Linked DNA regions of Homo sapiens: region 2 is linked to region 1. A link is a loop called in an ENCODE intact Hi-C map of the cell type or tissue named here. Cell type or tissue: HepG2. All regions are shown on one strand. Links, peaks and the distances in the headings refer to the core of each region. The heading gives the core; the rest is flanking DNA.

Evidence for each region. A loop is a pair of places that touch in the nucleus more often than their neighbours do. Peaks named below come from ENCODE experiments on the same cell type or tissue, not always from the same donor. Only the 100,000 strongest peaks of a DNase experiment are listed, where the experiment ranks them.
Region 2: it touches region 1 in a loop (37-fold over the local background); 3 of 110 quality-filtered maps call a loop at or near these places.

The regions. Positions count from the first base shown.
Region 1 is chr6:43,794,604-43,799,890 of GRCh38, reverse strand. LOC105375070 (a long non-coding RNA gene) reads right to left here and starts at 2,732. Exons shown (of 3, transcript XR_007059588.1): 1 at 2,541-2,732. RefSeq lists enhancers at 45-629, 688-827. In HepG2, for the core only: a CTCF peak has its summit at 2,211 (motif pointing right); DNase peaks (open chromatin) are centred at 870 and 2,207.
Region 2 is chr6:44,048,974-44,054,260 of GRCh38, reverse strand. The region is part of intron 1 of SCIRT (stem cell inhibitory RNA transcript); the gene reads left to right. Among named protein-coding and RNA genes, the nearest start is that of SCIRT, 23 kb to the left of the region's middle. RefSeq lists enhancers at 2,046-2,640, 4,974-5,123. In HepG2, for the core only: no CTCF peak of the experiment used is centred there; no DNase peak of the experiment used is centred there; H3K27me3 peaks cover 2,783 bases.

The DNA.
Region 1 (5,287 bases), core at 490-4,489:
AGTAGGCCCTTGGCAGGAAGGAGGGCAGCAGATTACAGTGTCTGGTCCCAGAGGCTCACCCTGTAATCATCACTGTGTTTCAGGTGACCGGGGACCCTGAGGCATGCCCCTACCAGGCCAGGACTTTCTATCCTCAGCCAACCCTCCCCAGTCCCCCACCTCAAACATAGGCAAGAGAGAGGAGGCAGCTTCAAGGCCTCGCCGTCAGCCCAGCCTTCAAGGCCTGATGAGGAGCCAGCTAGAGGGGACCCCTGAGCCTTCAAGCACAACCCCCACGGGGTACAGAGGATGGAACTGAGGCCCCAAGAGGAAACAATGTAACTCCAGGTCTCAGGGTGAGATTTGAACCCAAGGCACTGTCTGCACCCCAGACTACCTCATCTTCTGGCCTAGGCCTTGGGGTCAAGTGGCAGGTCAAGGATTTGGCTCCCTTGCCTCAGACAAAGAAGAGGGGCTGTCTGTGGTCAGACACTGCATTACCAAGGCAGGGCAGGGGTGCTTTGCTGCTAGATGCTGGCATCCAAAGGGCCAGGGAGAACTCATCCCCAGTGGAGAGTGACCCTAACCGCACATCTTCAGGAGAATGGGGATGGCTCAGGACAGCCCTGCCCCACTGAAGTAACAGCTCAACCAGCCAGTGGAGCAAAGCTCCAAGGGACAGGTAAGCCCACAGGCCGTCTTTTCAGCCCCATCCCAGGGGCCCAGGCTCTGAGTCTGTGAATAGAATCCCTCCTATCCTCTAGGAAGAGAGATTTCAGTGTCAGCCTCCTGGGTCACCTGTCTATCCGGTCCAGAAATAGACCTGGCCCTCCTTGGCTGTCACGTGCCATGCGTGGCTGTGGCCTCCAGCACCTGAGTCATCTGTGACTCATCGCCCTCTGCCCTTGGTCTCAAGAGGGCTGGGCCAGGACTCATAAGACCAGTCTGATGTCCCTGCTACAGGCCTGTCCCTCCCTGCTCCACCCCACACTGTGACATAGGAAAATAGCCAGACGCCTTGCAGCAGACACCCATATGAACTCCCATCTGCTCACAGGGGACCCAGACGCCTAACCCCACTCACCCCTGCACACACACACACACGCACACACACACACACTCCTTCACAGCGCCTCTCTGCTCACATGTGTGCTGGGTGGCCCCACATCTCCCAGAGTCTCTCCATAAGCCCAAAGCACTGCTCTGAGATTTAGGCCCTGCTATTAACTCCCTGGGTGACCTCACACAAGATTCCTCCCCTTCTCTTTTGGGGCCTCAGTTCCCTCCTCTGATCTGGGACTCACACGTCTCCAAGATCCTTTCTAGACCTTAATTTAAGGTGGGGCATGGTGATTACAGACTACGGTGAATGATTGAAGGGAAAGAACTAGGAGGGTGATGGTGGGCACAGTGGAGGGGAAGGAGGACACCTGCCCGGGACCCTTCAGATCACACCACACCTCTGGCTACAGTAAAGAATGACAAAGAATGGCAATGCCCTGAAAGACTCTTCCTCAAACAGCCAACTCTGGGCCTCCAGTGCCCCACAAAACCCACTACCTCAGAAGAAGGACCAAGGGGTTGAACTCCTAAAGGGACCTCCCTAAAGACACTGCTGTGTCTCCCCTCAGACTGGGCTCCCTAAAGACACTGCTGTGTCTCCCCTCAAACTGGGGCTCCCTGAGTCAGGGCTGTGCCTCCCCTCAGACTGGGGCTCCCTGAGGATGGGGCTGCATCTCCCTCAGAATGGGGCTTCCTGAGGACAGGGCTGCGTCTCCCTCAGACTGGGGCTTCCTGAGGACGGGGCTGCATCTCCCTCAGACTGCGGTTCCCTGAGGACGGGACTGCGTCTCCCCTCAGACTGGGGCTCCCTGAGGATGGGGCTGCACCTCGCTCAGACTGGGGCTCCCGTAGGACGGGGCTGCGTCTCCCCTCAGACTGGGGCTCCCTGAGGATGGGGCTAAACCTCGCTCAGACTGGGGCTCCCGTAGGACGGGGCTGTGTCTCCCTCAGAGTGGGGCTCCCTGAGGATGGGGCTGTTCTCTTCCTGACTCTCCCACAGGTCAAGAGCTTTCAGTCCCACCTTTTTTCCCAAATCTTCCTCTCTTGACTGAGTATGACCCAACTCTAGGCCAGTTCTTCTCAGCCTGGTTTCTTCTCTGTGAATTGGACCCAGGATGACAGCACCCACAGAGAGGGGCCCATGTACTGATGAAACCATCTAAATAGCCATCACCACCAGGTGTCTCCCATATTCCACCTGTTTTATCCTCAAATTCTCCTGGTTAATGTGGTTCACACCTAGATATGGTTCCTTAGAGGAAAGACAGGGCAGTGTGATCCAGAAATCAGAGATTTGGCAGGAGCCACAAAGCTGAGGGTCATCAGCCACTCACACTCTATTTGTCGTTTTTCACCCACCTGGACCCCAGAACACCTCCCCCGCCCCAGGAAGGGGTTAAGGAGTATCCCTCCCAGGGTACGGGGCATTGGGAAAGCTAGGAGGGAGCCATGTTCCTCCACTTGGCCCAAGCTTCAGTTTCCCAATCCAGTATTATTACCGTGAGGCAGAACCAGGCCGGAGGCAGCTGGGCAGACTGGACACCACCAGGCTGTGGATCCCAGAATCTTCTTCTCTTATTGGAGTGGCCCAGGGAACCAGACTAGCTCCTGAGAGCTCTCAGCTGGGAGGGCCCTGGGCTCTGGGTAGAGAGGGGCATGAGCTCAGCAGAGGCAGGGCAGGAAGACTACTCAAGAGAGCAAGGAAGAACCCCAGACAGGAGGTTGTAAGTGGGCCTGTCATCTCCGTGACGTGGAGAAGTAGCAGAGACCACGTCCGGGTCTCCAGTTGCCACCGTCACCCTTCTGTCACAGCTTCCAGTACTGACTTCCTTACTTTTTTGTTTTACCACAACCCCCCTGAAAAATATATCCTACCTCATGACCCAGAACGCATGTACACACACACACACACACACACTCCACACAAGTTTCAAGAAACAATACTTACCCTTACTCTATGCAAGACTAAATATTTTCTGCCCTATTCTCTTCCTATTTAAGAAAAAGAATCATGCTGGTTGCATGCTGTTAAATCGACTTCATGACCCACATAGATCACAATGTGCATTTTGGAAACCCTACCCCAAGGTCAGCAAGCTAGATATAGTGCCATTGTACAGGTAGGGACACTGAGGCCCAGAGAACAACCAAGAGCTGCCTGAGGTCACAGGGCTGGTTGGTGACAGAGCCCCAGCCAGAGCTCTGGGGTCTTGGCTCCCAGAGAATTGTTTCCACTGGAAGTTTCCAGAGCCTGAGGGACTCGGAGATAGCTGCCTGCAGAATGAGGACTGGGGAAGAGAATTCCCACCGGCAGGTCATCAGGGAGGAGGAGACGGATGTTTACTGAGGCTCTCTCAGAGCTTCTGCAGGTAGCAGCAGTGAAGGCTATGCTAAGCCTGTGGAAAAGGTCAGCCTTGAGGGTCAGCGCCAGGTCCTCCAGAGCACGATGAAAAGGAGAAAGGGGAGTGGCCTGGCTACAAGGTCACATGGACTCAATCCAAAGGAGGCTCCCAGTCTGATGGGGGAGACACTGCCTGTGCCCTCAGAGAGCTCCTAATTTGTTTCAGATCTCTGCTGCAGGCAGAAAGTGAGGACAAATCCAGAACGAGGGCCCACACACAATGTCTACACTGGATACCTCAGCAGCAAAGCAGTGAGAAGGCTGGGGAGGAGGAAGGGGAGCAGCAAAGCAACTGAGAACTCGCAAGAGGGAGGTCCAGCCACTCCATCCAGGCAGGGTTGCCAGACAAAGTACGGGATGCCCAGTTAAATTTGAATTTCACACAAACAATGAAAATTTAATGGGGCACCTCGTGTTTTTATTTGCTGCATCTGACAACTTACTTCTAGGATCTTCCCTCCTCAGACCCAGAAGGCCAGCTGACCAGAGAGGCCTGAGGCCCATGCAGGACTAACAGACAGCAGGAGAAACTGAGGAAGAGCTTCATGTCCAGGTACCTGGTATTGACCCAGGGTGAGGGTGAGACAGAGATGAGGGGCTCTGGGACCCCCCATCCCCTAGAAGGTAGTCCTCAGATCATGGATACCTCCTTCCCACCTTCAGAGAGGGAGAGAGGATGGTCTGGGATGCAAGAGATAGCCTTTGGAGTGGACATGTAATGGTGGGCGAGGGAAGAAATGGCTTCCTTTGCCCCCTCCCAGCAGCCACCCATTCAAGATAAGCAAGACTCCAGGGACACTTCCTGTGAAGCAAACGCCAACGGCCGGCACACCACTGGCATCTGGGGGCCGGGGTGGGAGAGAGGCAGTTTCTCCGAAGTCATGGGGCCTGGAGGAGGGTTTTACCAGCATCGAGCTGAGCCCTTCCCCTCACCCCCATGTCTCTTCTGCCCCCTTTCCCCACTGCGTGCCCTCCACCCACCACCAGCACCACCATTTGGGTTTTTACTATGGCTGCCAGAGACTTAGGCAGTGTCAAGGGTGTGGCTGGGGTCACCACAGTCACAAGGAAAGGGGATGAGCCCCGCTGGCCTCAACAAGAAGGCATTCCCTGGGCTCCCATAATCTTTGCCAGCAAAATGTACCCTTCCCCAGTCCCCAGAATGGGGGGTAAGCACTAGGACTTGGGGAGTGGGGCACAGAGCAATGCTGGGGATGCAGCCAGGAGCCGAGCCTGGGGCCACATCCTGGGAAGGGATTAATTGTAGGCCTGAGACTCTGTGCCCAGGGCTTAGGGCCCTGTGCCCTGCCTGCACCTCATTACGAGAAGGAAAGGAAAAGTTGTTTCCATTTTTCCTTGTGGGTTTCTGCACTGGCTGTTGCCACACCAAGAGAATGAACCATCCCCAAAAAGGCTCGGCATTTTAGATGGTTCATCTAAAGGGATCCGTAGATCCCTTTCTCCCCAAGGGAGAAGGCCCAAGGTCATACCCTCACCATCAGGGAGCACACGGGCTAATCAGAGAGAATTTGTCCCTGCTCTTGGGGACCCTGACAGGGTGAGGTGACTAATGTTCATTTATTCATTCATTCTACAAGTACCATATTTATTGAGCCCCTTAAGAGGGGACTGGGGGTGGGTTTTACCAGCATCCAGCTGAACTCTTCCCCTCACTCCAGGTCTCTTCTTCCCTCCTTCCCTTTTAAGTGGCAATCACTGTGTGTTCATTGTCTAATATAATCCACATCAACACCTGGGAGGTAGGTGTTGCCATGTCCATTTTACAGAGCAAGACAATGAGCCCCAGAGAGATCCAGCAACTTGCCCAAGGTCACAGAGCTAGAA
Region 2 (5,287 bases), core at 806-4,805, 250 kb before region 1:
CCTGGAGGGGGTTGCACTTACTTTAGTTCAAGGAATCAGTCCCTATCAGCTTCAGCTCTTTCCTGAGGTCAGCTCCCAAGAGATCAGAACCCCGGTGGGCGTGACAGTTAGTGTGAACCTGGAGCACAGGGTAGGGGACTATAAGAGTTGGAGAGAGCTTACGTTGGGGAAAAGGAATCAGGAAGCTCTGGAAATAGTTGATAAAATGCGCCAGTGAACAAATGCTGAGTTGGGGAAATTGGTGAGTGGTATCAGGAACCTTTGGGGTGGCATTAGGGCCAGAAGCTGTCTGGGGAGTGTATGGCTAGATGAATCCCAGTCTGCCTTAAGCAGGAAGCACCTTTGTTCATTTCTCCCTCAAATATGTAAGCGATCACACAGCATGCACATTGTCAATATCCGCTTCTGCACCCACGGCAGGCATCACTAGCCAATCCTAGCACTTTCCCCTTCCGAGTCCAGAAGTAGCCTCACACTTTTTCTCATATACTGGTCCAGGTCGTCACTACTAACTGATCAGAGTTGAGAGATGAAATGAGAATCTATTTACCTTCCTTGGATGGAATTCAGACATGCATAAGATCTAAAGAAACTCCCAGAAAAGAACTTATTCAAAGGGAAGAGAGAGTCAGGTGGACAGTCGTAGGACAAGGGCCGTTTTAAGCCAGGCTGATGATTGTGACTGGATTTGCTCTGGCCCAGCTCCCTGGTGGACTCATATCTGGGTCTGAAAGAGAGCAGGCCACAGGAAGCCCACCATCCCAGCCTCCACTTCCTCTGTCCAAACCTACAGATCGGCTCCATTCCCTGGCACTTGAACTCTGCTCCAAGCCCCTAGCATGCCTAGCCAGGTAGCCCTGGCATGCTTGCTCAGCCCACACACTGCTGTTTAAACTTCCACAGGCATTGGGTTCTCCCTGTCTTCTCCTCAGGAATTCTGTGAGTGCCCGCTGTGGGGCCAGGGGAGGATGGGGCCGGATGAGCCCCCTGCCTCCCTGGTACGTGCACACATGCACAGTCAGGCCTTATTCAAGGAGCTTGGACCCTGGGCCCAGTCTCAGTCTGCTACCAAGAGCTGTGTGGCTCTGTATAGGACTAGGATATAAAGCATTGTGTGTCCATCAGGATTCTGTTGCAGAGAACAGAATCTGCTCTGACTGGTTTAAGTGAAAGGGACTTATCACAGAGTATGAAATGGCTACACAACTATTGGCAGGGTCGAAGACATAGGCTTAAGGTGGAGCTTTCAGGAACAGCTCTCAAAGTCACACTGCAGAACTGGGCCACCAAGGGAGCTGCTGCCTCTTTGGCAATCATGAGGTCACCAGCCCCAGAACCACACTGCAGTGTGATCAGGAGGCTGCCACTGCTGCCAGCTCCACACTGCACCTGCTGGGGTCCATGCTAGGAGCCAGACACACTGTGTCTCTCCTCTTGACCCCCTCTGCCCGTACTGCAGCAAAACAACAACAACAACAACAACAACAACAACAACAACACACACCCCTTCTTATTCCCAGAAAGCAGCTGGCGCTGCAGAAGCACAGCCTTCCAAATTTCATGCACGTGCATCTGATTGGCTAAACCTGAATTATATCCCAATCCCAACAGCAGGGGAGGAGACTGGGAAATGTAGTTTTTTGGCTCTTCCTGTCTCTGCAGGCCAGTAAGGCACACAGCAGGGGGTGGAATGATGTTGAAATCAGTCCCCACACTGACCACACACTGTCTTCTAACCTTCTAAAAGATGCCGGGCACAGCAGCTCTGTTTTGGATGTTCTCAGAGAGGAACAGAAGGGGAGTAAGAAGCCTTCTCTGCTTTTTACCACACACCACTATACAGCTTTGAGGCACCCTGAAGGCTCAGGCACATCAGTGGTGCCATTTGCGTGTGGTCCTTGGGGAGTGTGATACCAGGTCATTGTAGCAGGTCATTGTACTAGGCAGAGAGCCTCCTTGACCTGTCCAGGAATAGTTGGGACTTTGTCAGCAGCTGGGACCAGCAAATATTGGTTATTAGGGTCTGAGTGGTTTTATCTAACTCCTGGCTGGATCCGTCTTTGGAAACGCTATCACGAGCGCATCCTATGGGCCAGGCGCTGCTCTGACTGTTAGGGGACAGAAAAGGATGAAATAGAGTCCCGGCTGCTCTTTGCAGCTCCCTGTCTAACAAGGAAGAGGTGTGGGCCTATGCAGCCAAGGGTGCGAAAAGGTGAACAGGGGACTTTCCAGGGTGGAAGATATTTGAGCTGAGTCCCGAAGGGCCCAAGGATGCTTAGAGGAGGTCTGGGTGAGAGACAAGGTAAAAATGAGAAATGCACCACAATCTCAGTGAGCCGGGCAAGGAGGGAGCTGGGAGGTGGGGGTGGGGAAGAGACAGTGTTTGGGAAACCAAAGCCGGGATTTCTGAAGATCCAAGATTCAGTCTTCCCATCCAGACCAGGCTGGATGCTCCTGTGCTGGGCACCTGCATCTGGCCAGTCATGCAGTTTGTCCCAGGCTCTCTGCAGGCTGTGGGATGGGGTTTGCTGCCTTGGCTCATGCAGACTGCTGGGAATGACTCATGGCTGAGGAGGGGTTCGGGAGAGCCACGGACTGCTGCCCAGGCTGGAGGCTATAAGGAGGCCTCTCCCTGGGTCTGGTGGCAGCAAAAGAAACTAGCCCATGTGGGAAGGGCAGCCCATGTCACCCCACCCTGGGCTTCCAGGCTACAGGGCCAGGTGGCCAGAGGGAGTCTCTGGCACCCCAGCCCCCACCGTCCCCTCCCACCCCAGGCCCCAGTGTCCCCTCCTACCCCAGGCCCCACTGTCTCCTCCTACCCCAAGTCCCAGCATCCCCTCCTACCCCAGGCCTCACCGTCTCCTCCTACCCCAGGTCCCAGGGCCTCAGGCCCCAGCGTCCCCTCCCTTGTACTCTGCTTCCTCCCCATGGCAGTGCTGCCCATTCCCTCCCTGCATCCCACTCCATCCTAATGCCAGCCCTCCCTGGCTCAGGCGGCTGGGAATACCCGTGGTGGGTCATTACAGGACACCACTGCCTGAGGGTCAGAATGCAGGAGGCCTAGCTGTGAGCTGGAACCCATCAGAGGCCAATCTAAGTCCTGGCAGCAGTCAGGACAGGAAGGGCTGGCTGATGAGAAAGGTGTTCCTGAGAACTGCAGTTTCCAAGCTCTGTCTTAACCCTTCCCACTCTGACATGAGGGTGTGTCCTGACATTTTCCAATGGTGACAGGTGGCTGCAGGTCTCTGGTTCCTCAACCCAGGTTGGTGAGGTGAGGTTGATTTCATAGAGAAACCACGCCCCTGCCTCAGGGAGTCCTAGTCTGAGGGAGACACAGCCCCGTCCTCAGGGAGCCCCAGTCTAAGGGGAGACACAGCCCTGTCCCCAGGGATCCCCCTCAGAGAGGGAGACACAGCCCTGCTTACAAGTGGCGCAGGGTCAGATATGTGGGAGATTTTGTCTGATTATTAAACTGATAATCAATATCATGGCATTACTTTTGAATTTCCATGTGCACTTGTGGGAAATCAGCAGCTTGAACACACATTCGTTGCTCTTAAGCTCCAGGAATCATGCGGCTGCAGATGGAGAGAGTTCTTAGCGGATGGTTTTGTTCTGGTTGCCCTCTTGGGGTCAGCTGCCCGCTTTTTTGAGACCCCTCCTTGCCTCACAAACCACTCAGCAAGTGGGTAATTTTCAACAGCTTGTTCCAACTCCTTCTTTGGTATCCCCATAACTTATATAACTCCCAGCTTTCAATTAACAATTAAACTTGGTGAGCAAGAACACAAAAGGAAACATGTCTGTGTGCAACTGGCCCTTCTTCAACTGTGTGGTTTAGATGTCTCTGATTTATTTTCCACAATTAGTGGCTGGCCTTCTCCCAACCTCTCTCCCTGTTCTCTTTGAAGGGGCTGCTGCTGGCTGGGCACAGCAGCCTAGCAAAGCTGTCTGAGGGCACCCTTTTCTCTGGGGCTGAGATCACCAAAGAGCTCAGGCCTCTTGGTTCCTGGGCTACATGGGGGTGACTATCAAGCTCTCCAAGGGGGAGGAGGGGGCCCGTGCCCACCTACAGGGTGAGGAGGAAAGGCCCAGAAATGCTGGCACCTTTGCAAGCCTTTTCTGTGCTCTTCATCTTCCAGCAAGTCATTCCAACTCCAGTGCCTCACCTTCCTTATCTGTTAAATGGGAGTGAATAATTGGGTTAGGTGCTTCCTAGAGCTCCTTGCACTCAGACTTTGAGAGTTATTCCTGCTTCCCTCCCCACCCTGCTCAGGGCTCTCCTGACACCCTGTCATGACCACAGAGGGTGGGTTAATCTCTGACCCTGTCCAGCAGCCAACTTGGTCACCAAGTGTGCTACCAGACAGCCTCGTGCTGCTGGCCCAAGGGTTGCAGCCCTATCTCTTCCAGCCTTAGTCTGGCACTCTGATGCATGAGGACATGTATGGATATGCAGGTGAGTGGAGCCATTTGGCCACGTTTCCTGGGACCCCTCTGAGCCAGCCACTGGGCCTTGCCTTTAAGAGACTCCCAGGACAGTGAGATGACTGTGCACAGGAGGCTTGAGGAATGAGTGCTGAAGCCAGCAAATATTTACTGAGCACCTGCTCCAAGCCAGGCCCTGGGCTGGGCAGGGGACAGCAAAACTGAATAAATAGACATGGTGCAGTTCCTCATGATTAGAGGCACATACGAGTTCCAAAGTCAGCTGATCAGGTTCAAGCCCTGGTCTGATGCTCTTTTGGGCAAGGTATTTAGCCTTTCTACACCTTGATTTTTTCTATCTGGAAAATGGGGATGCTAATAGTACACAACCATGGGGTTGTAGTAAGGATGAAATGAGTCAGTGTTTAGAGTGCAGGGCGTGGTCATTGCAACTTTCATTTTGTGAGCACTAACTCTGTGCCAGAAAGTGTCATGGCATTTGATGAAAACCACGTCCCTTACAGAGAAGGAGAGAGCACTTCTGGCTGAGCTGAGAGAGAGGCTTCATGGAAGAGCTGGTGCCACAGTTTGGTCTTGAAAGATGGAGTTAAATTCCATAGGTGGCAATGGGGGAGGGCGTTCCAGGAGGGGGAACAGCATGGACAAAGGCATGGAGGCAGAAAGACAAAAAATGTGCTGGGGGAACTCCAAAAGGACCAGTGAGACTAAAAGGCAAGGGAGATAAAACTGGAAAGTAGGCTTAGGCCAGATGAACATCTAGACCACAGAATGTGGCCTTTGTCCTGTAGGCAAAGGGGAGCCGTGATGGTTGCTGAGCAAGGGGATCTCGAAGGGAGAT